2 separate regions of the Homo sapiens genome follow, and region 2 is linked to region 1. A link is a loop called in an ENCODE intact Hi-C map of the cell type or tissue named here. Cell type or tissue: natural killer cell. All regions are shown on one strand. Each heading gives the region's core, and the rest is flanking DNA. Links, peaks and the distances in the headings are about the cores only. Region 1 has its middle 91 kb from the start of OTUD1. Region 2 overlaps C10orf67 (chromosome 10 open reading frame 67).

Region 1 (15,607 bases), core at 2,714-10,713:
GTGGAAAACACTGATTATAAGCTCAGGCTTGTGCACTTTGAGTTTAATGGTGACCGTAAAATATTTAAATGGAAATTTCCAGGAAGAATTTGGAAATAAATACTGGCATTCATGTAAGAGGAAATGACAAAGGTATAGATAGATCTAAAAGAGCTTGTATGAAAGGGAGAGATGAAACTTTGAAAACAGATGACCTTTGCAAAGGGGAAAATGTATCAAAAGAACAGCAGAGTTCTAAGAAATAAGCATTGGAGAAACCCACAGTGAGAGGGTGGGAGGAAGACGAGAGGTGAAAAGGAAAAAAGAAGCAAAGGTGCTGGACTTTCCAGTATTACAGGAAATAAAGGAGCAAGAAATAGTAGAAATGACAAATGTCTTTGAACTTCACAGAGAGGTTACTTGGACCTTCAAGAGAAGAAGCTTGAAGAAATGGAGGGAGTGGAAGGGAGAAACAGGTATTTTTAAAAAACTAGAGAAAGCAGGTACAGTCAAGACTAGGTCACTCATGGTTTTTCCCAAGATGGAGTAGACATGGGCAAGAGAAAGGAATCAAAAGAGAAAAACTGAAGATTCTAGAGAAAGAAAAGACAAGTAAGATAGCAAGATGCCTCTGGGAAAACCTAAGAGGCTAGGATTAGAAATCAAATCAGAATTTCTTTAGAAATTAAAAATCAAAATTCCAAGTATTTGCAGGGTTTTCCTACCCTCAATGTGTTCTTTTCATTTATAACAAAGCTAGCTCTTAAGATTTTTAATTATTATGGTCCAGCTGTGAATTTGAGCTAATTTAAAAACAAAACAAAACACAAACATGGCAACCTATACTTGTTCACTTCACAATAACATTGTAGTTAAAAAATGTGGTCTCTAGGGTAAGACTGGTTGAGGTTAAAATCTTAACTTTGTCACTTACTAGCTACATGCTCTTGGGAAAGATTACATTTTTTAATACCTAAATTTCCACATCTCTAAAATGGGGATATTAATAGTACAGACCTCATTGGGCCACCGAGAAATAAATTGCTTAGAACAGGGTCTGGCTTATAGTATGCGCTCAAAAACCTTAGTTTTGATTACTCACACATATCTACCCTATACAATAATTATATCTTAATTCTTTCTCCTCAAGGCAATACTTTGATTTCTTTCAACTCAAAGAGAACATGATTATAGGAAAATCCCTTAGTAAACATGCCCCTTGATAATGTAAATTCAGATATAATGCAATTGGACATTGGCACTGTCTTTTTCTGTGCTCAACCCCATTTTTCAAATGGGGCAGAGCAAGCAAGTTTTCATTTTCTGGAGAGGAGACACATGAGATACAGAAGGGGGCAAGACAGGGTGGAAAGACTGCAAGCAACCCTGTTTTAGGAAATTGGAAAATAAAGGAAGTATGACCACATCCCCAGTCATCTCTCAGCCCAATCGCCCTGCCTTAGGCTGAAAAAATGGGGACCAAGTTACCAAGGGATTCCCAGAATCCCTGCCACTGCCCTGAAAATTCATCCAAGCCCAAGAGCCAGAATGATTCTCATTGATATTTAACCAGATATTAAACACAATGGCCACCAAGGAGTACCAACTTGTATCTGAAAGCATTAAATAGTGTAGTCAGACCCAGAATTCCTGGTCAACCAGACACGAAGGCTCACCTCATTATTTCATTTATCTTGCAATAATATGGACCCCAAATTTACTCTATTAAAATTGTTAGACTCTCATCTATCAAGTTACATTAGAATTTTCCTGTACCTCAGTTGTCTTCAGAAAATTGTTCTTGGTAAATTAACAGCCTCTTAAATTTATTATTTCTGTCTCCCCAAGCTCAACTCTAATTTTCTTGAGAGCAGGGTTCATCTTTAACAACCTGTTTTTGAAAAAATCTCCCACAGTGCCCAGCATAATACAGTAAGAAAATAGATACCATGGCAACACAAGAAGGGGATTCAAGGACTCAGAAAAGACTTAGCTTCACCTACTACTACATAATCTCCATCAGCCCCTCCCCACTCAAACAAATTATGTCCTTAATCCCCTTTTTATAGGAATTCTAGAGCAACTTCTGAGTTGGTGCTAAATAAATATTGCTGAAAATTTCTTATTTGACCAGTATGATAGGTCCTCTATTTTATATCCCTTGGATGTATCTCTAGCTCCCCTCTATGGAGGGTAAATGTTAGGGTATCTCTTGTGGATAATTCAGATGGGTAAGTGTCCCAGAAAGAAAGGGGCAGAGATCTTAAGGATTAATATAGTTGACCTAGAGAGAGTTAAATGCTGGTGGGGCATGGTGGCTCACGCTGTAATTCCAACACTGCAGGAGGCCAAGGTGGTAGGATCATTAAGCCCAGGACTTTGAGACCAGCCTGGGCAACATAGTGAGACCTTGTCTCTATTTTTTAAAAAAATACAAAAAAAAAAAAAAGACTAAATGCTATCTTGTTAGCTATCTGCTAAATGTTACTGAGTAATAGCGTAAATAGATAAAACAGAAAACAAACTGAAAACAGCTTACCCGGCCAACTCCTCTGAGTTGGGAGCATAAAAATCCAAGTCACATCCACTCTTCTGTTTGAGTCCTCATAGGATGCTACACAACTCCTCTCTTTCTTCTGGAAAGGTATTTTCCAGTCTTTTTTGGACAATCAAAGGCTTTTAAAGTTCAGACACCTGCCAATGTTTGTTACAGCTGCTTAACAGCTAACAATGGAGCAGAACCTCTACCTAGGTATTACTCCATCAGAATGCAATGATTGCCTTCCGCCCACCCTAGCATATGTCAGGTTAGGTTACCATACTTCATTTCTTTCACCCACCAATCTCTTCTGCTAGAAGTGGGTGGATAATGGCAGGAGGTTCCTCCTTTGCAGTGTCTTTTATCAATACTAATATAGCACCACTGCTATCTTCATTTTTCTTATTTGTTTCAGAATTGATTCTGCCCAGAGTGTAAACACCAAACAGGGTAATTAGTAAAGAGTTCGTGGTTTTAATCATCTTTGAACTTACCGGTTGAATAAAATACTCTATTTGATTATTCATTGAACATCCAGGTGCTGGTTTTAGCTTCAAGAAGTTTACAACATATTTGGGGAAACTCAGAAGTAAACAGATGATGGCACAGCAAGTCTATAGTAGACGTGTTCACAGAGAAAAAACTTTAAGGCTGTCTAAAGGAGGAAGCACCTGAGCTGAATTGTGAAGCCGTGCAGGCAGAAGCAGTGGGGAGGATGTTCATAGAAGGAGCAGCTAGCACACCGAGGCAGGAAGGAGCACAGCACATTTAAGGATCAACTAGCCTGGCTGGAATGTGGAGTTGAAGGGAAGGACTGGCTAACCACCATGTTGGACAGGATGGAAAGGTCATGCAAAAGAACTCATGGCTCCTTAGCAAATGATCTCATGCAAGATATTCTTTTTCTTTTCTTTTTTTTTTTTTTTTTTTTTGACACAGCATGTCACTCTGTCACCCAGGCTGGAATGCAGTGGTGCAATCATACCTCACTGCAGCCATGACTTCCTGGGTTCAAGTGATCCTCCCACCTCAGCCTCCCAAATCGCTAGGACTACAGGCTTGCACCACCACACCTGGCTAATGTTTTCGCTTTCTTTTTATTTATTTATTTATTTATTTATTTATTTATTTATTTATTTATTTTGAGATGGAATCTCCCTCTGTTGCCCAGGCTGGAGTGCAGTGGTGCAATCTTGGCTCACTGCAAGCTCTGCCTCCCAGGTTCAAGTGATTCTCCTGCCTCAGCCTCCCGAGTAGCTGGGACTACAGGTGCCCGCCACCATGCCCGGCTATTTTTTTATATTTTTAGTAGAGACGGGGTTTCAATGTGTTAGCCAGGATGGTTTCGATCTCCTGACCTCATGATCCGCCCACCTCAGCCTCCCAAAGTTCTGGGATTACAGGCATGAGCCACCACTCCTGGCCCTCATTTTCATTTTTTTAAATAGAGACGGGGGTCTCACTATGTTGCCCAGGCTGGTCTCAAACTCCTGGCCTCAAGCAATTCCCCTGCCTCTGCCTCCCAAAGTTCAGATATTACAGGAATGAGCCATGACACCCAGCCTCATGAATGATTTTTAAACTGACATTATGAGATCTTCAATTTAGAAAGTTAACTCCAGAAAGGAGAATGGTAGTGAGAGGTGAATAACTCAAGGCTGAGAAAAGAAATTAGGAGGCTGTTATAAGAAGACATACAAAAAGTAAGAAGAATCTTGACTAAGAATGTAGTACTGGGGATAGAAAGAGGTGCTTTTCAGAAATAATAGAAATAGCGTTGAAGTATCATAATGACTGAGAAGACATAGGGGACAATAAGTGAGGGCATCACTGATGATTCACAGGTTTCTGGCTTAAGCAATCAGGTAGATAATGATACTACTCCCTGACACAGGGACTATGAAGAACTTAGGAAGAGTTTCATTGTGAGACGCATTGACTTCGAGGTTTCCCTGGGACTTATGAGAAAAAGTGTCCAGTACACAATTATATACACAGGTCTTGAGTTTGAGAAGCAGTTTAGGGCCTGGCACAGTGGCTCATGCCTGTAAATCCCAGTACTTTGGCCGAGGCAAGAGGATCTCTTTTTTTTAAATTATGGTTTTAAATTTTTATGGGTGCATAGTAGGTGTATATTTTCATGGAGTATGTGCGATGTTTTGATGCAGGCATGCAATGTGAAATAAGCATATCATGGAGAATAACCCTATCCATCCCCTCAAGTATTTGCCCTTTGAGTTACAAACAATCCATTTACATTCCTTATTTTTAAATATACAATTAAGTTATTATTGAGGAGGATCATTTGAGCCCAGGAGTTTGAGACCAGCCTGGACAACATAGGGGGACCCTGTATCTACAAAAAAAGAAACAACATTAGCTGGGCATGGTGGTGCACACCTGCGGTCCCAGTGACTTGGGGAACTGAGGTGGGAGGATCATTTGGGTCTCAGAGGTCAAGGGTGAAGTGAGCTGAGAGCTCATCACTGAACTCCAGCCTAGGTGATAGAGAAAGACTCTGTCTCAAAAAAGAAAAAAGAAAGAAAGAAAGAGTTTAGTACTAGAGATGGAAATTTGGGAGCCATTAGCACCTTGGTGGAAGCTAAAGCCATGATAGTTAATAAGCTCATTCAAAGAGCCTGTGGCTAATGAGATGAAGATGGGAAACCAAGGCCACCTGAACAGGAGCTAGACCCTAGCATTGGCTGATATCTGTGACTCTGCATTAAAAATGCACCCAGAAGAAAGAAAAGCCCTGCTCCCTCATATTCCCTAAGTAAGTTTACTTACGGTTCTGCAGTCTTTGTGGGTTTTTGAAGTTCGTTTTGGAATTTTGTGTTTAGTCTTCATTTCATGAAGACTCTACTTTTGAAATTTCAAATTGGCCTAATAAACTATGAGTGAGATGGGGACAGGATGGGGATGAGCAGGTCACCTGATACCAAACACGGCTGGGGACCGAAGGTTTTGGAAAATCCTCATTTACTAAATGGGGCAGTTTTACTGAGATAGAGCCATGGGCATAAGAGATGCGATATTGCTACAGCTAGCATCAGCCCCAACCCAGAAGCTATTATTAGGCATCTTGGTACTTCCTACTTGCAAAAGTTAGTCATCATGATATATTAGTAAAAATTTTAATATGGAGAAAAGAAATGAAGGAAACTTGCATGGTTTGGAATGAGCATTTTAAGGTAAATGAAAAGTTCATATCCTCTTGCGTCTCTGTGTCTTATGAATATTAAATCAGTCACTTACCCTGTTTTGATTATTATCAGGTCTTCCTCCTGATCATCATCTTCCTGATTCTTGGGACTCTGGAACCTGCTGTTTTCCCTTACCTTCCAGAATGTTCTGTTCACTGATAACCCTTGAACAAGTTACTTGACTATGCAGGCAGTATCTGCTCTGTACTAATCAGGACTCTTTGGGATGTAAGTGACAGAAACCCAACTCCAACTAGCTGAGGCAAAAGGGGAAATGTACTGGTTCCAAAAAGCGTGGCTCAGGCATGTTCCCTGCTCTATGTCTCTGCCTGTTTCTGCTGTCAGCTGCCATCTCATCTTCTGGACTGATTTTCTCCACAAAGCAGGAAGCAGCACCACAATTCACATCTCCTGAGTTTGACACCAGAGAATATCTCAGACTTCTCACTAGAGCTGAGTTCAAAACGACTCAGGTAATTCTCTGATTGGCCCAGCCTAGGAAACACGTCTACCCCACAACCACACATTCTATCCAGAAAAATGGTATTTCTAAAAAAAGGTGGAGGGAGGGGAGCAAAATAACAGACACCATTCTGTTGTAGCAGAATTCTCCCTCCATTATCTTGTTCCCCCACAGATCTTCCTGGGTGCCTTATGTATCAGGGAAGCTCTTCCTCTTTTAGAGTCTATTCCCTTTTTACCCTGCTCAATTACTCCTTAAAGGTTTTGTCTGCTCTCAGGCTGGCACGCTTCAATCCTCTCGACTTTAGATCAACTTTAGATGTCATTGCTTCCAGGAACCACATGTGAAGACTTGTCTTCAGATTACCCAGTGAAACCACAGAAGAAATGGAGAGGTCAGAGTTCCAACAAGCAGGATCATCAAGAAGAGAGGATATTTTCTCTGCTGGGTTCATAAGATAGTTTTGCAATCCTACCAAGTAGGGAGGCTGGTGAATTCAAAGAAGACAAATCTATCTATCTTTGTGCTAATTCCGATTTTGAAAAAAACCTATTTAGAGACACATGGCAATTTAAGAAAGCAGGAAACCAAAGAACCTGGCATTCTTGGAACAATAAATAAAAAGCTCCTTAAAAGTTAACAAGGCAAAGATGAATGTGGATTCTAACACGTGAAGTTAGCAGTATTTCATGATTTGGCTCTGCCGGAAGTTATTATACCAGAATAGAGCCAAAATGGAAACTTGCTTTGATCTACAGTTCCCAGTAAAAGAAATCTAAAATTAGACACAGTGTGATCAGTTACAGAGTATTTCTAATGGATCACTGAGCAGATTAGTGATTCAGTTTTGTTCCTTGAATATAAGAAGACAGACTAATGATTGGCTAAAAGACAGACTTAAGAGAATATGACTACACTGAAGACCACTTATCAAAGGTTACATTGGAATACAATTAAGTTGGAAAGTGTATTATTCATTTTAGTCCACTAAATATTTGATTGCTTTTTCTTTCTTATACATATTGCAAATATCCCCTTCAATTATAATTTTTTATAATTTTAATTTTCTTGGCTATGTGGCCTCTATTAGAAGAAACAAAATAAGCAAAGAACTGTTTTTATAATTTATTTTCTAATAGTCAATCTTCTACCAATAAGTAATAATTCAAAAGCTGAATGTATAATATATAATGGTTATGATTCGCTTTACTTAGTTTATTCCTTTTAAATTGGAAACTGTTAAACTTTTACATTTTTTTTCAGAATAAGAAATCATATCTCATGTATATTACCACTAGGTGGCTCAAATGGCTAAAACACCAGTTCATTATACAAGCAGATCAAAACCTTAAATATTTAAAGATTTATCTCTTTCTACAGTTCTATATACTTTAATTTTCTACAAACTTTCACATTATTTATAGATTATCGCTATAATACTACCCATGGTAAACAATTACTTTAATGTAGATCATCAACACATATGCTATTTTTATGAATGAGAGGATTAACAGACACAATGAATGAGTTATGTTACATTTCATCATAAACACGCAATAATAAATTAAAATTTTATCAGCTGACTGAGAACAAAGTATTCAACGGGGTCTAAAGAACCAGAGTACTGGGTTATATTTCATTTTAATGTATCCAGGCATTTCTAGAGATTACCAGCTTTATTTTCTGGCAGTTGTGGTTATTTATGTCTCTTCTCTACGGCAATGTCGCCATGTGGCTCTATGATAGACAGTGTCTTGCAGCCAGAGCTCAATCTCTCTGTAGACTAGAGACTTTGAAAATCAAAGCAGTCTTCCTTAGAGTAAGTTTTGAAATGCAGGACTCTCCAGATACCGTGTCCATCACATTAGCTGGCTGGAGGCCCTTGCCTCTGCCTGATACAAAGAAAACAAAAGCAGAAAATGATTGTTTTCTTCCCAATTTAAAAAGCATCTTATAATTCTGTTTGACTATTCAAGATAGAGCATCAAGGGGGAGAAAGGAGGAGAGATCCTTTCAAGCTGGAAAGGAACGTATTAAGCCTGTAGATTCTGTCAAAAAAAAAAAGGAAAACATAATGGCGTCCTTGGACTAAGAGAGCCTTGTATGTTTTCTAATCAAGAATAATCAATACACATTCCCCTTATTCTGAAGGTATTTTTGTTGTTGTTCTCTATACTTTCTTAGTACTGTACCAACAGAAGCTCTGCCCTTCTAGTTTAAAGGTGAGAACCAATGAAATAAAATCTTAAAGAAAATCTCTTTCGAAGTGATAATTTTTTTTTAAGAGACAAGATCCCACTCTGTCACCCAGGCTGGAGTGCAGTGGCGCCATCACAGCTCACCGCGGCCTGGAACTCCTAGGCTCAAGCCATCCTCCTGCCTCAGCCTCCCAAAGCTCTGGGATTACAGATGTAAGCCACCATGGCTGGCCCTCAAGGTAATGATTTTATCTTTGATTATTTGTCTTTTTAATCCCAAACAACTGAATTTTTCACCATAAAAGTTATTTAATTGGCTCTACCCTGGGGGAGAATAAAGATATATAGAAAAAGCTTAAGGGAGGATTTTTCCAACTCTTGTAACAGACGAGTAGCATTCTCCCCCTAATTTTTATCCTCTGTAGAGGTATTTTAAAAATCTTTTCCTTGGTCATTTATTATTTGTTATTTGGAAGTACATTTAGGAATCTTGAGTTTGGCTTAAAAGAAAAGTATTGATTCTCCCTCAGGGAGCTATAATTCAGTTTCAGCTGCAGTAACAGCAGGTCCTGATATTTTTATATTCATATTCAAGCATCTGACATTTGGGTTTTATTTGAATATAGAGCTGTAAATATAACATGAACCAGTTATCACATAGCTTTTTAATACCGAGATCTAATTAGTTCTTTCCAAGCGTGATGACTATACTCTGTCAAAGTTCTAACCAGTTAGCTTTTGAGAAAGAAATATTATCTTCCCTTACTGTGGCCATGAATAGTTTCCACTGGGTGAGAAAAAAAAACCTCAAATGATAAAAGAGAATTAATAGCTCACATGACTGAATGCTAGAAGTAAGGTTAGTTTCAGGATTGGTTCAGTTCAATTGCTCAACAGTGTCATCCAAGACCAAGTTTAGTTCAACATCTGTCTGCCTTTGGCAATGTCATCTTCAATCCCAGCAGTCCTATTTGGGCTGTCCACAACTACCTGGGCCCTGCCTCCATTTATATCTAAGGATAGAGAAAGAAGCTGCTTTCCCAGTTTTCCAAAACAGAGGACACTTCTTTACCAGAAATTACTCAGCAAACATGGTCTCAGGCTCGCTACCCACCCCTGATGCAATAACTCTGATCAGGGAATAGTTGTCCCTCATTGGTATAGGCTCCACCTAGGTACATGCCCCATCTCAGAAGCCAGGAACAGAATCAGCTCCCCGCAGCAAATGGGCTGTATAAAGGAGGTGTGGATACCTGTGTACGAGGGAGCACTGCTCCTATAGGAGGGAAAAGGAGGAGATATCAGTTAGGGGGTGGGGGTGGCTACTAATACATACATCGCCTGACTATGGATGGGAAACTCTAGAATCAAACTGCCTGATTTTGAACCCAAGTTCTACCACTTATTAGCTCTATTACCAGGTGCAAGGTACTTGACCTGTCTCATCAAGTAACAAGTGGGCCAATGATTTGCTTAATTGCTTATATCATAGGTTTTTTTTTTCTAAAATACAAGGTATTTAGTCAAGCATTTATTACACTCTTTCTTTGTGTGAGGCATGTGAAAAGAATTGGAGAGAACACAAAAGTGAACAAAATGATGTTCTACTTTGAAAGAGCAAGCAATTCAGGAGAGGAAATTAGAGCCCAGACATCATGGTAATAGACAGATGGGATAAGTTACATAAAAAGATATGTTTCCTAAAATGACATTTTTCCTAATTAAATATTCTTTAATAGCAAGCACATCATGTAGTATTTTTCACATCCAAATGAAGTTGACACAATTTTCTGGATATTCATTAATGATAAATGACATTGATAATTTTTTTTTTGAGACGGAGTCTTGCTCTGTCACCCAGGCTGGAGTGCAGTGGCGCGATCTCAGCTCACTGCAACCTCCACATCCCGGGTTCAAGCAATTCTCCTACCTCAGCCTCCCAAAGAGCTGAGATTACAGGCACATGCCACCACATCCAGCTAATTTTTGTATTTTTAGTAGAGACGGAGTTTCACCACGTTGGCCAGGCTGGTCTCGAACTCCTGACTTCGTGATCCACCTGCCTAGGCCTTCCAAAGTCCTGGGATTACAGGCGTAAGCCACCGTGCCCAGCTGACATCAAAAACTAATAATCAGAACAATCAAACTACCAAAAAATAAATAATGGTAACCAACCAAATTTCAACTATAAAGTGTGTAAAATATAATGTTATCCTGCTACACATCTATTAGAATGGCCAAATTCCAGATGTAGATCAATAGGAACCTTCAGTCATTGGTGGTGAAATGCAAAATGGTACAGCCACTTGGGAGGCAGTTTGGCAGTTTCTTATAAAACTAAACATACTCTTACCATGCAATCTCACTCTTTGAAATTTACTCAAAGGAGCTGAAAATTTATGTCCCCACAAAAACCTACACATGGATTTTTGTTTGTTTTTGAGACAGGGTTTCACTCTGTCACTCTGTCACCCAGGCTGGAGTGCAGTGGTGCCACCATGGCTCACTGCAGTCTCAACCTCCCTGGCTCAAGTGATTCTCCCACCTCAGCCTCCTGAGTAGCTGGAACTACAGGCACGCACCACTAGCCAAGTGGCCTAGGCTAGTATCAAACTTCTGGACTCAAGTGATCCACTCGTGCTGGCTTCCCAAAGTGCTGGGATTACAGGCATAAGCCACCGCACCTGGCCCACGTGGATGTTTATAGCAGCTTTATTCATAATTGCTAAAAAACTTGGAAGCAACCAAGAGATCCTTCAGTAGGTGAATGAATAAATGAACTGTGATACATTTAGACACTGGAATATTATTCAGTGCTAAAAAAAAATGAGCTGTCAAGCCATGAAAATACATGGAGAAAACTTAAATGCACAGTACTAAGTGAAAGAAGCCAATCTGAAAAGCCTAAAAAGCTAAAAATGTTTAGTTTTATAAGAGCATGTTTAGTTTAATATACATACTGTATGATTCCACTATATAACATTCTGGAAAACGCAAAACTGTGGATACAGTAAAAAAAACAGTGATGCCAGAGGTTGGGGGTGGGGGATGATTAGGCGGAGCACAGAAAATTTTTAGGGCAGTGAAATTACTCTGTATGATAGTACAATGGTGGATACACATCACCATGCATTTGTCTAAATCCATAGAAGGTATAACAAGAGTGAACCCTAATGTAAACTATGGACTTTAGATGATAATGACATGTCACTGTAGGTTCATCAAGCAACAAAAATGCCACTCCGATGGGAGGTGTTGATAGTGGGGTAGCCATGCACGTGATGGGTGCTGTGAACCTCAAACTACTGTTAAAAAAAAATCTCTAAAATGTGTTTGTGTGTTTGTGTGTGTGTGTGTGTGTGTGTGTGTGATGCTATCAACTCTGTAATATTTGAAATATTTGAAATAAAATAGAGAAGCAGAGGTGAGCGCTATCCAAAAATCATTGCAATCTTCCTTGGAAGTCTTTTGTGCTTAACGGTGTAGGGTGTAAGGATGTGATATTCTATGACCTGTTACCAGATCACAAAATGAACCTCACCGTGAAAACCTAGGAAGTTGTCTTTTCCCAGTCCACACCTGGGTTAGCTCTTTCCTGGGTAAAAATAGAAAGCTTTCCCTTGTTCTAAATAGAGTTTATTCTCTTGGAGCAAAGGTAGTTAAAATTCTGCTTTTCCAAGACCTTTAATGAGTAAACAGTATGTCAGCGAAGTACAATAATTCAGTAACTACCACCCTTAGAGGGCACTATGGTGCCTTCTGTGCCACCCAAGTCAACTCTCTAATGACAGCCCTGCGGAACTGGCTTGCTGGGCCTATTTCTTTCCAAGTCTTAGTCCCCAGAATTTTGAACACCCTGCTTTTTACATGGTTTTCCTTAGTGTTAAAAGAACATAATCACAGCAAGATAACAATTCTACAAAACTAAAAGAACCTAACCAAACTAACACCAGATAGAAGGTACACAGAGTCTTTGCTTAAAAAAAAGAAAAAAGAAAAGAAAAGAAAAGAAAATGACCATTACTCTATGTATTTATAGCCACTGGTAACGTCTTCATATTCCTTTTGAAATGCACTGGTGATTTCCAAACACCCTACCCCAAAGTATGGCACCTTGACATACTGAATATTTCAAGCTGAAGGAATGTGTGAAAACAGCAGAAACAGGAAGGTCTCTCTGGCCTTCATTTGTCCTCTCCTGAAGCAGGGCATAAGAATCTCATGTGAAAGCTACCCACCCTATACCCAGAAAGAAAAAATCTCTGAAGACACAGGGACATGGAAGAATTTGAACAAATAGGTTTGCTAAGTTTCCCCAAGTTTATTACCATTAGATCATACCCTTTTTTCCCACTCATATTTCTCCACAACTGTCCACTCTTGATCAAACCAGCTATAAAAAACCACTCAAGTTTGGCTGCATGTAGTGGCTCATGCCTATAATCTCGGCTGTTTGGGAGGCCAAGGAAGGAGGATCACTTGAGGCCAGGAGTCCAAGACTAGCCTGGGCAATGCTGCAAGGCTCCATCTCAAATAAAAATTTTAAAATATTTTTTAAAAACATTTGAGTTTAACTGTGTCTTTGAATCTTCATTTCCCTATGAAGGCTCCTGTGTCACATAAAACTTACATTAAATACATTTGTATGTGTTTTATTTTGTTAATCTGTCTTTTGTTACAGGGGCCTCAGCCAGGAACCTAGGATGGGTGAGGAAAAGATAGTTTCCTCTCCTACAGCATAAATAAAATTCCCAGGTTGGGAGGGAGAAGAAATGCTATTGAGCACCTACAGTCTTTAGAATGGAATTGTAGCAATGGAGCTAACAGACTTTTCTGCCAGGTTGTGTGATCCTGGGGGACAGAGCCCTGTCTGTTCCTGTTCATGTCTGATATGGTATGGGTCTATGTCTGCACCCAAATCTCATGTCAAATCGTAATCCCCAGTGTTGGAGGTAGGGCTTGGTGGGAGGTGATTGGATCACTGGGGTGGATCCTTCATGAATAGTTTAGCACCGTCTGGTTGGTGCTGTTCTTGTGAGAGAGTTCTCATGAGATGTGGTTGTTTAAAGTGTGTAAAACCTCGCTGCCCCCGCACCCCACCCCTGCTCTTGCCCCTGCTCCTGCTCCTGCTCCTACCGTGTGAGAGGTCTCGCTCCCCCTTTGCCATCCACCATGATTGTAAGTTTCCTGAGGTTCCCCCAAGGAGCCGAGCAGATGCCAGGATCATGCTTCCTGTATAGCCTGAAACACTGTGAGCCAATTAAACTTCTTTTCTTTGTAAATTACCCAGTCTCAGGTATTTCCTTATAGCAATGCGAGAACGGCCTAATACCATGCACTTGCTTCAGTGTGCTGCAGGTTATTACCCACATAAATCTATGCTGAGTCGATTTCACTTTTTTCAGAATGTTTGTAAACTAACACACATTTGATGTAAATAAGAAAACAATGATGTCAAAAATAAAAACTGTAAGACAGAGGTGGTGACTGAGAAAGATGATAACTAAAATGTTATCTCAAGAGGAGAAGGGAGTGGCTGGCCAGGGCTTCCTTAGAGTGAGGACAACAACTTGCACTGGAACCCATTTTCATCCCTAAAAGAAAAATCCACAGTACTGCAGGAATGACAGAGCTGGAAAAGGCTTTTCAGATCCTCTTGAGTCAACCCTCTTATTTTACAGTTGAGAAGTTCATAGCTGAAAGTAACGTGCCTATGTTCTCTCAGCCAATGAGAGATGAAAGCAAGACAATGAATTATTTTATCCTCACCTCACCAATGGTCTCAACTGCTCCACGTGGTGGTGGCCACTTCTCTGGTCCTGGCATCCAGAATAGACCTGGCTTGACAGGAGAGAGGGTTTCTTGAAAAACCAAGCCCCACCTCAGAGTTCATGTCAAAACCACTTGATTACTTCCAGGGTAAAGGTTGCTGGGTCTCTGTCCAGCATCAGTGAGAAATAAGGAGCTGGTGGTGTTACTGCCATTTGCATTTTGCCCAGACGCATGGATATGGGAGACTTCCATACCAGTCCAAAGCCCCTGCCAAGGACAGGCCACGAGGGGGCCCAGTTCCTCAAAATGCTTCCTTTAGGTCTTTCAAGGATTCTTGGCCCCAGAGTTTCCAAAAGACCTAGATGACCGGAAACACTTTGGTGATGTGATGCAAGTCAAATCAGGAGTTAGCACAAGGAGAGATATTCCATGCAAAAGTATAATTCTAGAATCCCGGAGTGAGGTAGGCCTGGCTATCAGCAGAAATCAGTAATCCTATCACACTGCCTAGTCAGGTGGCTTTTTCATGCTACTTCAAATGTGCATGTCAAACACCTACAAACACTTCAGTTGTACAGTAACTACAACCCACAAGATGGTGACTATTTAATAGATGCTAAAGCAAATAAATAAGTGCCTACTGATTCCATTCATGTATTCAATCACCTATTCAACCCTGCATTAATTAGATATTTATCAGCCGGGCACAGTGGCTTATGCCTGTAATCCCAGTGCTTTCGGAGGCTGAGGCAGAAGGATCACTTGAGGCCAGGAGTTCAAGATGAGCCTGGGCAACATAGACTTCATCTCTACAGAAAAAAAATTAAAAATTAACTTGGCATGGTGGTGCGCACCTGCAGTCTTATCTACTCAGGAAGCTGAAGCAGAAGGATTGCTTGAGCTCAGGAGTGCAAGGCTGCAGTGAGCTATGCTTGCACCACTGCATTCCAGCCTGGGTGACATAGCAAGACCCTATCACTTAAAAAAGATATTTATTAAGTGACTCATATTAGAAGCACTGGGCTCGAAGATGGGTGCATAAATGAATAAAAAACCATCCTTTCCTCATGGAGTTCCAGTTCCTGGCAGGGTAATAGAGAAGAAAAACAAATTACTATGACGCAATGAGGAAAGTGGGGAAGCATGACTGCAAGATCAAGGGAGAACAGAGGAGCGAGGGAATCCTCTCTGATATGTGTGGGTGTTCATTCAATTAGAGTTCTCATGCCAAAGACTCACTAGTGGCTCATTTCATAAACTTACAGCCACACAATTTTCTCTCTTCAATGGCAAAACCTCCTAGAGCACTAACTCCAAATTTCCCTGGTTGGTACTTAGTACACTTGTAGAATTAAATCTTGCCTCCCCCTCCCTCATCGTCCTCCCCTTTAACCTATCAAGGCCCCTAGTTTGTCTTGTTAGCTATAAGAAAATGCCCTTGCAAATTAGC
Region 2 (15,607 bases), core at 3,839-11,838, 220 kb after region 1:
TTGTCTTTTAGTCCATCATCATATCTTAGTTTGGCAAATTAATTGTCACTTTGAAAGCCTGGCCACCTAGGATGGAATTACTGGAATTCCACAATGCATACAATCATCTTAAAAATCAGGACAGACCTCTGACCAGGAACCCAGCTTATATGTCCAGAACCAGAGAATGAATTGGAATTTTTACACAGAGGACCTTTACTCTCTATCATAATGTACATTTTTTCCATTTTTATTTAATGTGTGTATATATATATATATTTTAACTTTTAGGTTCAGGGGTACATATGCAGGTTTGTTACATAGGTAAACTCATGTCACAGGAGTTTGTTGTACAGATGATTTCATCACCCAGATACTAATGCTACTTCCCACTAGGTATTTTCCCTGATCCTCTCCCTCCTCCCGCTCACCACCGTAAGTAGGCCCCAGTGTGTGTTGCTCCCCTCTTTGTGCACATGAGTTCTCATCATTTTGCTCCCACTTAGCAAGTGACAACATGCAGTATTTGGTTTTCTGTTCCTGTGTTACTTCGCTAAGGATAATATTTTCCATTTTTAGATGATGAAATCCCTCCAGGTAGATTTTGGGTTCCTCAAACAATTGCTTCAGTTGAAGTTTGAGGACCGACTGAAAGAGGAATCTTTGAGTCTCTTCACCATTCTGCATGACAGGATCCTAGAAATTGAAAAGCATTATCAACAGGTAAATGTTCTCTTATTTCTTTTGTTTTATGTGGATTGATACTGTGCTTAGATGTGTATGCAGTGCAGTTTAGAATTTAGTAACTTGTGAGGGCAGTGTAATTTGCATTAGTTGTGTCTCATGTGGTAATTAATACACAGAGCTTCACTATGTGTCAGGGACTTGTGTAAGTACTTAGCATATGAACTGATTTAATTCTCACATTTACCTTATGAAGTAGGCACAATTATTTTCCCTCTTTTACAGATGAGAAAACTGAGGCACAGAAAGGCTAATTAACTTGTTCAAGGTCACCAGTTAAAAAACAGGAGAGGCCAAGCACACATGCCTCTAATCCTACCACTTTGGGAAGCCAGGGTGGGATGCTGGCTTGAAGCTGGGAGTTCAAGACCAGCTTGGGCAACATCGTGAGACCCTGTCTTTACGAAGAATAAAAGCATGAGCCAGATGTGGTGTTGCAGGCCTGTAGTCCTCAGCTACTTAGGAGTCTGAGACAGGGGAATCACTTGAGCCCAGGAGTTCAAGGCTTCAGTGAGCTATGATCACACCACTGCACTCTAGCCTGGGTGACAAGTCGAGACCCCCGTCTCAGAAAACCAAAAAACAAAACAAACGGACATTACTATTATTTCTGTGCCATAAAAACAAGCAAACAAAAACCATCTTTTGCTGACCACACCATGTTAAGTACCATGCTAAGCCCTTAAAATATATTTACTCTTTAAATCTCTCAAAATGTTAAAATGGAAATCCTATTGTCCGTGATTTACAGATCAAGAAACAGCTTGCCAAGGTTAAGTAACTTGCTTAAGGTCAGACAGATAGTTAAAGGGAGCAATGATATTTAAATTCAATACCATCTGACTCTAAAGCCTATTTGAGGCTGGGAGGCGATGGCTCAGGCCTATAATCCCAGCACTTTGAGAGGTTGAAACAGGAGGATAGTCTGAGCCCAGGAGTTCGAGATCAGCCTGGGCAACAAAGCAATACCCCATCTCTACAAAATAAATTAAAAAACAAATTTTTTTTAGAAAAGTATAAAGCCTATTTCTTGTTTATACTCCATGCTGAAATCAGAATTGATATGAGAATCATGGGTATTATTTTTAATGCACTCTCTTCTATTGTTAATCTAAACAGATCTAATCAAATCATTTGATTAATCGGAAAATAACTCTAGTTTGCAGACTAGCTGTATAGATTTCTTTTCATGAGCATATTCCATTCAAAAAGTACAAGGACTAGAAGAAGATAGGCATCACAAATAGACTTTACTACTTTTAAAAGCAATTCTAGGAAGGCACTGAAAGACTTTACTCAAGTGAAAAATGAAATGAAGTGTTCAAATTATCTGTATATATTTTATCTATATGATCTCTCTATTGCTTTTGGTTGAGTATAAGTAAAAATAAAATGTGTCATAACGGCTGCAGGGTGGGAGAAATGATTATGAACTGAAGTTTTCAATAGATTGTGATGATTCAGATGATGTTTTTTTACTATGAGTCCCTCCCTAGTAGGTGTGGGTCATATTTGGAAATACATTATGGTGCTTATTGCATTTATTTTTGTTTGCAGAATGAGGATAAGATGAGAAAATCCTTCAATCAGCAGTTAGCTGATGCCATAGCTGTTATCAAAGGAATGTACCAGGTGAGTTTCTGTTTCTGGTGCCGTAGTTGTGGGCAAGGCTAGCTTCAGCTGCTGTGTGCAAGGAGTGGGGATCACCTTGGCTTCCCAGTCTGTGTTTCCAGCTCTGAAGGCCTGTTTCCTCGATTTTCAGGTCACCTTAGAGGGATCAGGCCTAGGACTGTTTATGCTCACATTATAATGCTTTCCAGAAACTGGAAAATTCTAATCTGGTATTCAGGACACCTGGGCATGTACCAAAGTAATCCAAAGTTTATTTGGTGAGGCCATAGCTGAATAGACTAAGGTCAGATGGTCCTAAGAGAGAGTTCAGAGAATCTGTAGTAAATTCCAGTGAATGGTCTCTGACCCTTGGTGGATTAACTTTTCTAATGACAGGGACATTTCTATCTGCCAGACACATGCTTCATTTTCCTTCACAATGGGAAAATTCCTGCCTTTAGTGGTTTTCTTAGACTCAGCAAAGACTCTGTGCTTTGTTTAGCATTTATAACTATATTCTCACTTCGCATTTCAATATACTTCCATAAATAAATTTTTTGCATACTTCTTTTTGGGCACTGTTTACAAGTTTCTTATCATAGCACTCAACACATCTGTATTTAATTATGTAATTGCTTGTGAAGTATCTCCGTTCCATGCCAGACTGTCAACCTTAAGGATCTCCTGTGTGTTACTCTCTGCTGTGGTTCTGCCTTTAGCGCTGTGACTGGTACGTAATTAACAACCAGCTGCTGATTGCTAAATGCATGAATGGTCACCTGTACCTGTGGCAGACAGTGGTGACGCCTACTCAAATGTCATTCTCTCCACTGCACATTCTCCCCACTGCTTTTTACTGACAGGGGCACTTCCAACTATAGAAGCCAAAGTGCTAGATTCTTCCTCTTCCAGCTCCCTTTTCAGCTATAGCACAGACATAGGCAAAGTCAGGTCCCTAACCAATGAGACCTGAAGGTGAGTTGGCTGTGAGATTTTGGAGGAGGTTGTTCTTTCTCAGTAAAAGGGACTCCTGAAGATATCACTTCACACTGGTCAGAATGGTTATTATTAAAAAGTCAAAAAAATAACAGATGCTGGTGAGGTTGCAGAGAAAAGGGAACACTTGCTTATACACTGCTGATGGGAATGTAAATTAGTTCAGCCACTGTGGAAAGCAGTCTGAAGATTTCTCAAAGAAATTAAAACAGAACTACCGTTTGACCAAGCAATCCCTTTGCTGGTTATATATCCAAAGAAAGATAAATCATTCTACCATAAAGACACCTGCATGTGTGTGTTCATTGCAGCACTGCTCACAATAGCAAAGACATGAAATTAACCTAGATGCCCATCAACGGTGGACTGGATAAAAAAAAATGTGGTACATATACACCATGGAATATTACACAGCCATAAAAAATAATAAAATCACATCCTTTGCAGCAACATGGATGGAGCTGGAGGCCACTATTCTAAACAAATTAATATTGGAACAGAAAACCAAATACTGCATGTTCTTACTTATGAGTGGGAGCTAAACATTGAGAACATATGGACACAAAGAAGGGAACAATAGACACAGGGGCCTACTTGAGGGTGGAGGGTGGGAGGAGGGTGAAGATCAAAAAACTACCTATTGAGTACTATGCTTATTACCTGCATGATGAAATAATCTGTACACCAAACCCTGTGACGTGCAATTTACCCATGTAATAAACCTGTACATGTACCCTCTGAACCTAAAACAAAAATTGGAAAGAAAAAAAAGGGTTCTCATGGAAGACCCTTTCTTTTTCTTTGCTTGACATTTTATGTCTCCTTCTGATGCTTGGATTTGCTGCAGCCACTGTGAAACCAAACATTGAGATACTCTGGATGTGCTGAAGGTAGCAAGGTGGAAAGATAAGAAGCAGAGGGGTCCTTGGTAATGTCATGGAGCCATGAAAGTAACCCTGGACTTGCCCTGCCTCTGGCCTCTTATTCATGAGATAACAACCCCTCAGTGTCTAAGCCACTGTTAGTTGGCTTTTCAGTTACTTGCAGCTGAAAACATCCCAGGACAGATTGCTCTGCTAACGATCTCTGTGACTCTGTGCCAAACTGTGTTTCCAAAGGCATCTGTGACACTGTCTCCCACTTACCTGCTCTTGTGCAATGTTTCTCTCCCATCAAGAGGTGGAATCTGATTCCCCTCCCTTGAATCAGGGCTGCCCTTAGTGACTTGCTGATAAACACAGAATGTGGAGGAAGTGAAGCTGCGTGACTTTTAAGTTAACGTCAAAAGAAGTCTTGCAAGTTCATCCTTATTCACTCTGAATGTTTCCCCTCTACATTGTCCCTCCCTGAATTGAGCTACCATGCTGACAAAAGCCCATGCCATATGGAAGATCTACATGTAGGTACTACTGGGTCTCCAGGCTCATCTGAGCCCAGCCTTTGAGTCACCCCAGCCCAGGAGTCAAAAATATGAGTGGAGAAGCGTCCAGATGACTCCAGCTGCCAGCCATGTAGACTCTTTTTATGTGAGGTCACAGGTCTTACAGAGGAGAGATAGGCCATCCCTGCTGTGCTTCTACTAATTCCCGACTCATTGAATTTGTTTTTTTTTTTTCTTTGTTTTGCTTTTTATTTTTGGGTCTTTTTTTTTTTTTTTTTTTTTTTAGAGACAGGGATCTCACTGTCTCCCAGGCTGGAATGTAGGGTGTGCTCATAGCTCACTGTAGCCTTAAACTTCTGGACTCAAGTGATCCTCTGGCCTCAGCCTCCTGAGTAGCTGGGACTACAGGCATGTACCAGCACACCCAGTTAATTTAAATATATATATATATATGACATGGGATCTTGCTATGTTATCCAGGCTGGTCTTGAACTCCTGTCCTCAAGTAATCCTCCTGCCTTAGCATTCCAGAGTGCTAAGATTACAACCATGAGCCACTGTGCTGGCCTAATTAATATTTAATGGAAGAAGACGGAAGGAAGAAAGAGAAAGAGGGAAGGAGGGAAAATGAGCATTATCTGTAGCAGTTTTATATATATTGATTTTGTAACCAAAAATCTTGCTAAATTCTTGTGTTTATTTTAATAAGTTTTCTATAGACTCTTTGGGGCTTTCTATGTAAACAGTTATGCAACTGAGAATAAATATTTTTTGTCACTTCATTTTTCATCCATAAACCATGTAATCATTTCAGCAGTGGCCTGTCTGGAGCAGCTGCTGCAAAGATGCCGGCTGCAGCAGGGGAGATATGGCCAGGGCTGTACACTCTACTAAGCTGGCAGGAGCCAGGAACAAGCAGGAGTGGTGCTCACCTTCTGAGTTGGTGATGGGGGAGCTCCACGCTCCTAGAGGCAGCTGCAGCTGCCCAGCCATGGCTGCAGACCCAGGCATCCCTGTGCTCTTGGGGGCCTAGGAAGCCCCCCTGCTCCCACAGGCTCGGAAGTGCCTACTCCTGCTGCCTGGCCTCTCCTCACTCCTGGCACCCACTCTGATTTTGAAGCAAAGTTGTGGCCAAGCCCAGGCGCTGTTATGACCCAGCCAGGTGTGTGTGTGCTTGGGATGGTGCTGACACACCAGCCCTCTGCTGCCTTGGCCCCCTCCAGAGTTTGGGTGCCAACAAGCATGGGAGGGAGGCCAAGGGGGCACTGAGGGTGGCACAGCACAGGCCTGCAGGTGTCCCTTGGCATGAACAGCCTGGGCACCATGAACAGCAGCAGGAAGCGACAGGCTCCCGAGTGGAAAGGGATGTGTCGCTGGTGAAGCTCCACCTTCAACCCAGGGGTGGCCTGAAGCCTGGGGGCCAGGCTGCCAGTTCCACAGACTGGAGTGAGAACTTATGGTGCTTTTTTCAGGCCCACCTATGGCTGCCCATTGACCAATCAGCATGAGCTTCCTCCCCTCTGAAGCCCATAAAAACCCTAGACTCAGCCAGACTCTGGCAGAAGTGGGGATGACCTGCCTGCAGAGAGGAGTTATTCGCTGTGGGGTCTTCTCTCAGCTAAGAGCTGAACAGATATCAGGATGACCTGCCTGCAGAAAGGAGCTACCCACTGTGGGTCTTCTCTTAGCTGGGAGCTGAGCAGATGCTGGGATGACCTGCTTGCAGAAAGGAGCTACCCACTTCAGATCTCCTGCAAGCTGTACTGTTGCTCAATAAAGCACCTCTTTGCCTTACTCACCCTCCAGTTGTCTGCATATCTCATTCTTCCTGCGTGTGGGACGAGAACTTGGGACCCACCAAATGGTGGGACTAAAAAAGCTGTAATAAAAACAGGGCTGAAACACACCCCTCGCTCACCACACTGCAGGCAACAAGACGGAGAGAAGAGCTGCAGCCCTTGGGGGCGCCCAGACCTAGGAGCTCCCTGAGCCAGTGTTGTGACACCCTCTTTGGGGCTCTGCAGTTCCTGGTGTCTCCAAGCTTCCAGGTGCCACTGTGTTCCCCTATGCCAGCAGTGGAAGCCACTTGTGGTATACCTGGTCCAGCTGCAGCCTTGCAGGGAGCTGGCACCTTTGTCAGCACCTGGTGCTGCCTGCCCTGCTGCAGCTGGCATGCCTAGCTGTGTGTAGTGGCTGGACCCTGCACTCACTCATGCACCCCTTGTCACTCTGCATCTGGCTTGCCCTTGGCAGGCATGGGATCCAGGCTGGTAGTATGAGCCGAGCACAGCCTGCCCGGCCAAGCGGGTGGAATGAGCACAGCAGGCCTGGGCAAAACTCAGGCAAAAGTGCCACTGACCACAGAGGTTTCTGGCTGGCAAAGCAACACCCCAAGGATCCTGTGACAGCATGGTGGCACATGCTTGTAGTCCTACCTACTGAGGAGGCTGAGGTGGGAGGACTGCTTGAACCCAGGAGTCTGACGTTACAGTGAGCCATGATTGTGCTGCTATACTCCAGCCTGAGTGACGGAGCATGACCCTGTCTCTAAAAGAAAAAAAAAAGATGCATTTAATCTATCTTATCCGGTATTATTCTTGTTTATAATGAGAGAGTAAGTCAGAATTTCGTGGTTTTTAAAAACATGCTTTTGGCCAGGCTCATGCCTATAATCCTAGCACTGTGGGGGGCCGAGGCAGGCAGATCACTTGGGCTCAGGAGTTTGAGACCAGCCTGGGCAACATAGTGAGACCCTGCCTCTACAAAACATACAAAAAGATCAGCTGGGCATGGGGACATGCGCCTAGGGTCCTAGCTACTTGGAAGGCCGAGGTGGGAGTATCACTTGAGCCCAGGAAGTTAAGGCTGCAGTGAGCCATGATCATGCCACTGCACTCCAGCCTGGGTGATAGAGCAAGACCCTGTCTCAAAACAAACAAACAAACAAACAAAAAACAAAAAACACATGCTCTTATAGTTCTTTGTGTCTTCTACAATTTCTGGGACATTGATCTATTTCTAATGTATATCAAATGTTCAAAAATATAGCTGAATAATGAATATTACTCTTTGTCCATATGCTTTATACTTCTAGGAGTAGAAAGCTATGAAATGATTAAATTCTTCGTATTCATCAGTTTTTCATAAATATGTGTTGGTTAAATATGCTTAATTGTGGTTAGTTGACTTAAGAAAAAATTGTTTATATTAAATTAAATTAAAGTCATTATTGGAATCTTTGCTTTGGCTTGTTGGCATCACTTTGATCCATGACCTCAGACAGCCTTCCAGATCCTGGCCGCCCAGTTTGTTAAGGCTTAGTCATAAGGAAGAACAGAGGAAAGTTGAAAATAAAACGAAGTGCTATATACACTTTTTGTAGATTGACAAGTATAAATGACTCTCTGCTGCCCTCTGGAGACCAGTTAAGGTCACAAGTACCTGTACTTTTTTTTTCAGCTATGAACAAGTTTCTAAATTTATTTAACTTTTGCTTCTGGTCAATCGAATACAGCAAAGATAAAGAGTTGTATGTAATTATGTTACATAAAAGGGTAGTATCTGTCTTGCTAGAGTCTCTCTGTTGGCTATGTGAGAGGCTATGTTGGGGAAACCCACGTGGCAAAGAATTGAGTATAGCCTCTGGCTGACAGCAAGAAACTGAAGCCTCTAGTCCTATAGCTGAAAAAAAAGTGGATTTTTCTACAAACTGAGTGAGCTTGGAAGCAGATCCTTTCACAGTTGTGCTTCAGATGAGACCAAAGCCCTGGACACCACCTTAATTGCAGCCTTGGGAGACCCTGAACAGAGGACCTACCTGAATTCCTGACCAACAGAAACTGTGAGATAATAAGTTTGTGTGTGTGTGTGTGTGTGTGTGTGTGTGTGTGTGTGTGTGTGTTTTAACTTAATTTTTTTTCTTTTTCATTAGAGACGAGTCTCACTATGTTGCCCAGGCTGGTCTCAAACTCCTGGCCTCAAGTGATCCTACCACCTCAGCCTCCCAAGGTGCTGGGATTATAGGTGTGAGGCACCGTGCCTGGCCAAACGTGTGTGTTTTAAGCCACTACATTTGGGGTAAAACTTTTATGCAGCACTAGATAACAAATTCATCTTTCATATTTAGTAAGCCATTGAATCCTACCAGTTTTTTGTTGTTGTTTGGTTGTTTGGGTATTCGTTGTTGTTGTTGTTTTTGAAACAGAGTCTTGCTCTGTCTCCCAGGCTGGAGTGCAGTGGCACCGTCTCTGCTCACTGCAACCTCTGCCTCCCGGGCTCAAGCAACCGTCCCATCTCAGCCTCCCAAATCGCTGAGATTATAGGCGTGAGCCACCATGCCTGACCATCCTGCCAGTTTTTTTACCTCCTAAATCCACGTCTTGTTTGCCTCTGAACTAGTTTCGATAGTCAGCGTTGCTCACCTGGCCTGTGGCTGGTGCCTTCTTATCCCTTTTGGTCTTCATTAAGTCCATCGTCTGCCCAGTCATCTGGGTGGTCGTTCAAAACACAAGTCTGACCATATCCTGCCCTGTTTAAATCCTTCAGTGTTTCCTCCATGCCTTTAGGATGAAGTTTAAGTGCCTTAGCATGGCTTAGAAGGTCCTTTTATGTCTTCACTTTTATCTGTTTCCACTTCTTAGCTAAAACTTTACCCTCCCACAATACTGGGCCGTCGCCTGCTTCCCTCAGCTCTCCTCAAGTTATTAACCACCTCCCTGGAATTTTCACATAATGTCCCTTCTTGCTCTTTCTCTGCTGTATAATAGCTACAGTGAATTGTATCACATTTACCCAGTACATATTGATCTGTCCACTAGACTCTTCCTGCAGAGCAGGGACCGAGTCTTACTCATCTTTGTATTCTTCTCCCAGCAGACTGCGTGGCATGTAATAGGTTTTTGACAAATTTTATTGAATAAAGGGTTGAATATGATCAAGAAGAGTGTCAAGATATCTCGACCTACACCATGGTACTGGAAATAGATCATGAATTCCTAGTGGAAATTTCCTAGAATAAAGGCAATCCATAATGTCGAGGTCTTTAACTGTTCTTTCACTCACGTTTTGATTCATTTCATCCACCCATTGTCTGATTTTCCAGCACAGGCCCAGAGCCAGTCCTTGTACTCATTGTGGATAATCCAGTGGTCAAGAGAGATAATAAACTTAGCAATTACAGTCCACATTGGAGGTTTGTACCCAGTGGGTGCATAACTCTCTGTCAATTTGGGTGAATAGTTAAGGAAGACTTTTAGGAAAAGGTGATTCCTATGCTGAGCCCTGAAGGACAATGAATATTTGGGGGAGATGGGGAGAAAACAGGGAAAGAGAAGAGAGGGTGGGGAGGTGATAAAAGAGATTTTGAGGAATTGGTTCATGTAATTATGGGGGCTGGCAAGTTTGAAATTTGCAAGGCAGACCAGCAGGCTGGAGACCCAGGAAAGACTTGATGTTATAGCTTGAGTCCGAACGCAGTCCTCTAGGAGAATTTCTTCTTCCTCAGAGAATCTCAGTCTTTTTCTGAGAAGGCCTTCAACCTATTGGATGAGCTCCATCTACATGATGGAAGTATGAAGGGTAATCTGCCTTACTCAGAGCTACCTATTTAAATATTTATCTCATCTAAAAATACCAGCAACATTTAACGTTTGAAAAAGAGTACCATGGCCTAGCCAAGTTGATGCATAAAATTAATCATCACAGATACATATATGCAACTATATAGATGTATGTGAATGTGTATATATAAGTGTGTAGATACATTTATGTATATCCTAGTTCTGTCTATGGAGAGCGCCTAGAGGCAGTGACACTCCTATAGCAATGAGTACACCTAGAGTTCAGCTTTTAGATTTAAATGATATTCTACACTAAAAGAAACCAGGGCTTTTTGGAGGAGTAGCCAACTCCAGGGCAGGGACAGGGAAAATGGAAGAAGGACCTGCAATATTTGTCGTAACTGAAGCAAGGAAATGCTCAAAAAATTATGAAGGCATGTCAGAACACAGGAGTCAGCTGGTAGGGGCTTCCTTCATTCCACTTGGCCAATCTGGGAAAATCCATGCATCAAAATAAATAATGATAATTATGAATTGTAACCATTTGAGTAAAATAGGAATCCATGAGCTCACTGTTATAAGTAAATAAGTGAATAACTAATGCATTTATTTATTTCAGGAAAAAGTTTGTCTTACGGAAGTACTAAAATATCTCCCTACCAATGCATATTAATACTTTAACTGGGAGTAAATGCATATTAATTAAGGAGTATAACATGTATTAATTAGTAAGTATAATACTTATTAACTTTAGAGTGAAGAAAGTTAATACTGACACCATCTTAACTAAATGATAAAAGTTAATATCTCTATTATAAAAACCTTCATTATCTAAAAAGGTTGATATATCGCCTTTGAAGTAAGCAATTGACTTGCTTCCCATCCAGTATTGTCCTAGTCAATCTAAATGTTCACAGAGTAATTATTCCCTAGTTTAAATGTTGCAAACTAACACCGGGACCTTAATGAGAATGATGGCACCAAAATATAGAAATTTTATTTTAGAAAGTTAATGAGACAATTGAAATTCCAAAAACACTTTCCTTGAACAGCAGGCAGTAACTATTTTGATGTTGTTACTGAACCCAAGCTAGAATTTCTTTTTTTTTTTCTTTGAGATGGAGTTTCGCTCTTGTTGCCCAGGCTGGAGTGCAATGGCATGATCTCAGCTCACAGCAACCTCTGCCTCCCGGGTTCAAGCCATTCTCCTGCCTCAGCCTCCAGAGTAGCTGGGATTACAGGCATGTGACACCACACCTGGCTAATTTTGTATTTTTAGTAGAGACGGGGTTTCTCCATGTTGGTCAGGCTGGTCTCGAACTCCGGACCTCAGGTGATCCACCCACCTCGGCCTCCCAAAGTGCTGGGATTACAGGCATGAGCCACCGTGCCCGGCCCCAAGCTGGAATTTCAAACTCCTGTGTTTGATAAGTGAATTGTGCAGCCTGATTGAACTTTGTCATACTCAGGCCCTCAGGCCTGGATGTCTGTTGCTCCTGTCAACTTGACAGTTGTCAGAAAGAACCTCTCGATGAAGGACAAGTGGTCACATGATTAGGCTGGGATTTAAACTAAAGGGTAATACATTTTTTAGTAAGCCACCCTAAGATGGGATGTTAAAATGGGACTCTTGGGTTTCAGTTTCATCCAAAGCCCCAAAAGTAAATAACAAAATACTGCTCAAAAGTGAGGTGTGGCTGGGTGTGGTGGTTCATGCCTGTAATTCCAGTGCCTTGGGAAGCCAAGACAGGAGGATGGCTTCAGCCCAGAAGTTAGAAGCTGCAGTGAGCAACGATCATGCCACTGTACTCCAGCCTGGGTGACAGAGCAAGACCCTATCTAAAAAGAAAAAAAAAATAGATGCCAGCAGGATGTTCTTTGAAGGACATTCCAGGACTTGGTGGAGCAGCTTAATTGGCCAGTACTAGCCCATCATCCATCTCCAGGAAATATAAGAGAGATCTTGAATTTGGAAATGGACAAAGCTGGTCAAGAGGACCATTTTGGGGAAAGCAGGCAACATGGAGTGCTGACCTGTAAATGGGAGAGAGAAAGAGAGTATTTCTCCTTTGAGCCAAGCAAGAGTGGAGTTTTAGACCTCTTGGAGAGCTTGACAAGCATTCCTGGGTCTGAGGAATGTGAGGACTGGTATGGGACTTGCCAGAAAAATTTCACAGAAGAGCAGGAGGGGTGATGGGGCAGAAGCCTGCTGACAAGGACCATCTGGAGAGGTGACAGGATGCCAGCAGAAGGGCAGGTCCTAGGACAGAAGCCAGTGAGGCACTGCTCTTGTGAAGGGCATTGCAGGATGCCAGGCCAGCATGGACCCTCCTGGGAACCAAAGGCAGCAGGTTACTGTCAATTGACACTTGTTTCTGTTCCCTTAACGTTTCTCCCTCTCCTCTGCACCAGATAGTTGGAGAATCTCAAATTGCAGAAATAAAAGAAAGAGAGGCTCAACCCTTCTCCTCCACTGCAGACTGCCAAATCTAAGGGGGGCCAGAGTGGTGGGAGGACAGAAGCATTAATGGGTGAGAGTTGGCTAGACTAGAATTTTTTGTTTTGGTTTTGGTTTTTGCTTTCTTCCCATTTTCTTTCTTCCTTTTATTTTGTTGTCATTGTCTAAGGTTAAAGTTGTTACTAAGTTAAAAAAATAAAGCCATGGTGTCTTCCTGAAAGTCCTAAAAGGTGAGAACTATGAGACTAGAAACTAGATTTGCAGGGGCAGTGTGGGAAAATCACACTGCTTTCTGCTATCTCCCACAGAGTCCAGCTCATTCCATAAACACTAGTGAAACATCAGAAACATTCCAGGAGATGAAGAAAAATGAATTCATTGTATTTGGACCTTACAACCATTTTTTGAAAAGCCAAAGGTAAATCCCTCCAGGTGGATTTTGGGTTCTTCAAACAATTGCTTCAGCTGAAGTTTGAGGACCGACTGAAAGAGGAATCTTTGAGTCTGCACTAATAAAACAAGGTTAGGAAGCATGTAAAAGTAAAACTTTTTTGTTCTTCCAAAGAATTGTGGCCCTCCCTGTCCTGAAGTCCAGAGTGGCCGAGCCCATCCAGAAGGCAGGCTGGCTCAAGCACCTCTCAGTGTGGTACCTGGGTGAGATTTTAAATGAGTTTCCCAGGGCACTTCCGTGACATGCTCTGATGAAGATGACTTGGCACCAGTCAGAACATCATTCCCTAAACAGCCTGCATCACTTTCTCATAATTTTTAGTGCATTGGTTTCTGCGCTGTCATGCAATCTTTGTTTTGCTGGCTTAAAAACTTCTGTTTTAGATTCAGAGGGTATATGTGCATGCTTGTTACATGGGTATATTGCATAATGGTAAGGATTGGGCTTCTAGTATATCCATCCCCCAATATTGAACATTGTATTCAATAGGTAATATTTCAACCCTAGTCTCCCTGCCACCTTTTTCCCTTTTGGAGTCCCCAGTGTCCATTATTTTCGTCCTTATGTTCATGTGTACCCGTTGTTTAGCTCCCACTTAGAAGTGAGAACATGTGGTATTTAGTTTTCTGTTCCTGCATTAATTTGCTTAGGATAATGCCTCCAGCTCCATTCATGTTACTGCAAAGGACATGATTTCATTCTTTTTAATGGCTGCATAGTATTCCATGATATATATATTAATATATTACATTTTCTTTATACAATCAACCATTGATGGACATTTAGGTTGGTTCCATGACTTTGCCATTGTGAATAGTGCTGCAATAAACATATAAGCGCAGGTATCTTTTTTAAGAGTAAAATAAACCCAACCTATTCAGAACATAAAAATTAGTTAGAAAGTAAGCAAATAATAAAGTGACCCCAAGAAGAGTGTTCACAGGATAGAGAAAGGACATAGGGGTGGAAGGTGGGTGGGTGGGAGACCGGTGCTAAGGTTTCCAGAGCAGGTGGCATCTGGATTTGAATGAAAAATAGCCACAACAGGACTAAATGCTGGGATATAATACTTACTGGGGGCTGTCTTTGTTGTAGGCACTATCCAAAATTGCTTACATGCATTATCTTATTTAATTCTCACAATTCAGGTATTATTATTAATAGTCCCATTTTACAAATGATAACACTGAGACACTCGGGGTTTAAGAAACTTGTTCAAGGTCCCAAGCTGACAGAGCTGGTCTGCAGACTCAGGCTATCCCACTCTAATACCATTCTGCTAGAATGACAAGCAAAAGTTTGTTGGGTCGGCTAAGAGGGAACTCCAAGTACAAAGGCACAGAGACCTGTGGCAACGTGGTGTTTCTGAGAAGTTGGATGCCGAGTGTATCAGTATTGATAAAATGCCCAGTTTGGGTGAAGAAAGAGGAGAGAAGACTGGCATGAGATGCTGGCCAGGTAAGTTGGCAGCAGATCATGAAGGCTGCCGTTTTGTATACCAGGCTAAGGGAGTTGGATGTTAGCCCGTAGGAGGAGATGGGGAGAGCTGTATTTTAGAAAGGTTATTTGGCTACTGGATGAAGATTGGAGGGAAGTGACAAAACAAGAGGCAGGGAGGCTAGTTTTAAGAAGCTTTTACAATATCCAGGTGAACAAGGCAAGTACGAAGATTGTAGTGGAACAGGAAAGAAGGTGACGAGGTTTGGTACAGAATTAGGGGTAGATCGAACAAGTTTGATTAGTTCGTGAAAGAGAAGAAGGGGCTTAAAATGGGTTTCTGGCTTATGCTGCTGTTAATAAGGGGACGCAGAAAGGATGACAGTGAAGGTGTTGAACTCTGTTTGGATCTGTTGGATACGTAATGCCTAGTAACACTTAAGGGCCCTAGTAGAATAAATGTGTGTTGACCTTAGCAGAGTGTTTGAGCTGTAGACATATGTAAGAATAGATGTAAAGACTAGATATACATAATCAATACTCTTGTTTAAAAATCACAAAATTTAAGGCCAGGAGCGGTGGCTCTGTAGTCCCAGGACTTTGGGAGGCTGAGGCAGGCGGATCCCTTGAGCTCAGGAGTTTGAGACCAGCCTGGGCAATGTGGCAAAGCCCTGTCTCTGCAAAAAAATTACACATATTAGCCAGGCATGGTGGTATGTGCCTGAAGTCTCAGCTACTTTGGAGGCAGAGGTGGAGGCAGAGGTGGGAAGATCACTTGAGCCCAGAAAGCGGAGGTTGCAGTGAGCCGATTGCATCACTGCACTCCAGCCTGGGTGAGAGTGAGACCCTGTCTTAAAAAAAAAAAAAAAAAACTAAATAAAAAATCTAAATAAATAAAATCACAAAATTTTAAAAGCTGATATTGGATATTGTCATATGGAGTATTCTTTTTCACTCTTTTTAATTCTACTGTACATTCATTTTTTCATACT

Evidence for each region. Peaks named below come from ENCODE experiments on the same cell type or tissue, not always from the same donor. Only the 100,000 strongest peaks of a DNase experiment are listed, where the experiment ranks them.
Region 2: a loop joins it to region 1, with 13 times the contacts of the local background. A loop is called at or near these places in 106 of 110 quality-filtered maps.

The regions. Positions count from the first base shown.
Region 1 is chr10:23,522,131-23,537,737 of GRCh38, reverse strand. No RefSeq gene overlaps it. Among named protein-coding and RNA genes, the nearest start is that of OTUD1, 91 kb to the right of the region's middle. In natural killer cell, for the core only: no CTCF peak of the experiment used is centred there; a DNase peak (open chromatin) is centred at 7,487.
Region 2 is chr10:23,307,489-23,323,095 of GRCh38, reverse strand. C10orf67 (chromosome 10 open reading frame 67) reads left to right here. Exons shown (of 16, transcript NM_001371909.1): 3 at 559-702; 4 at 2,281-2,355. Among named protein-coding and RNA genes, the nearest start is that of C10orf67-AS1, 29 kb to the left of the region's middle. In natural killer cell, for the core only: CTCF peaks have their summits at 7,934 and 8,134 (motif pointing left); a DNase peak (open chromatin) is centred at 8,125.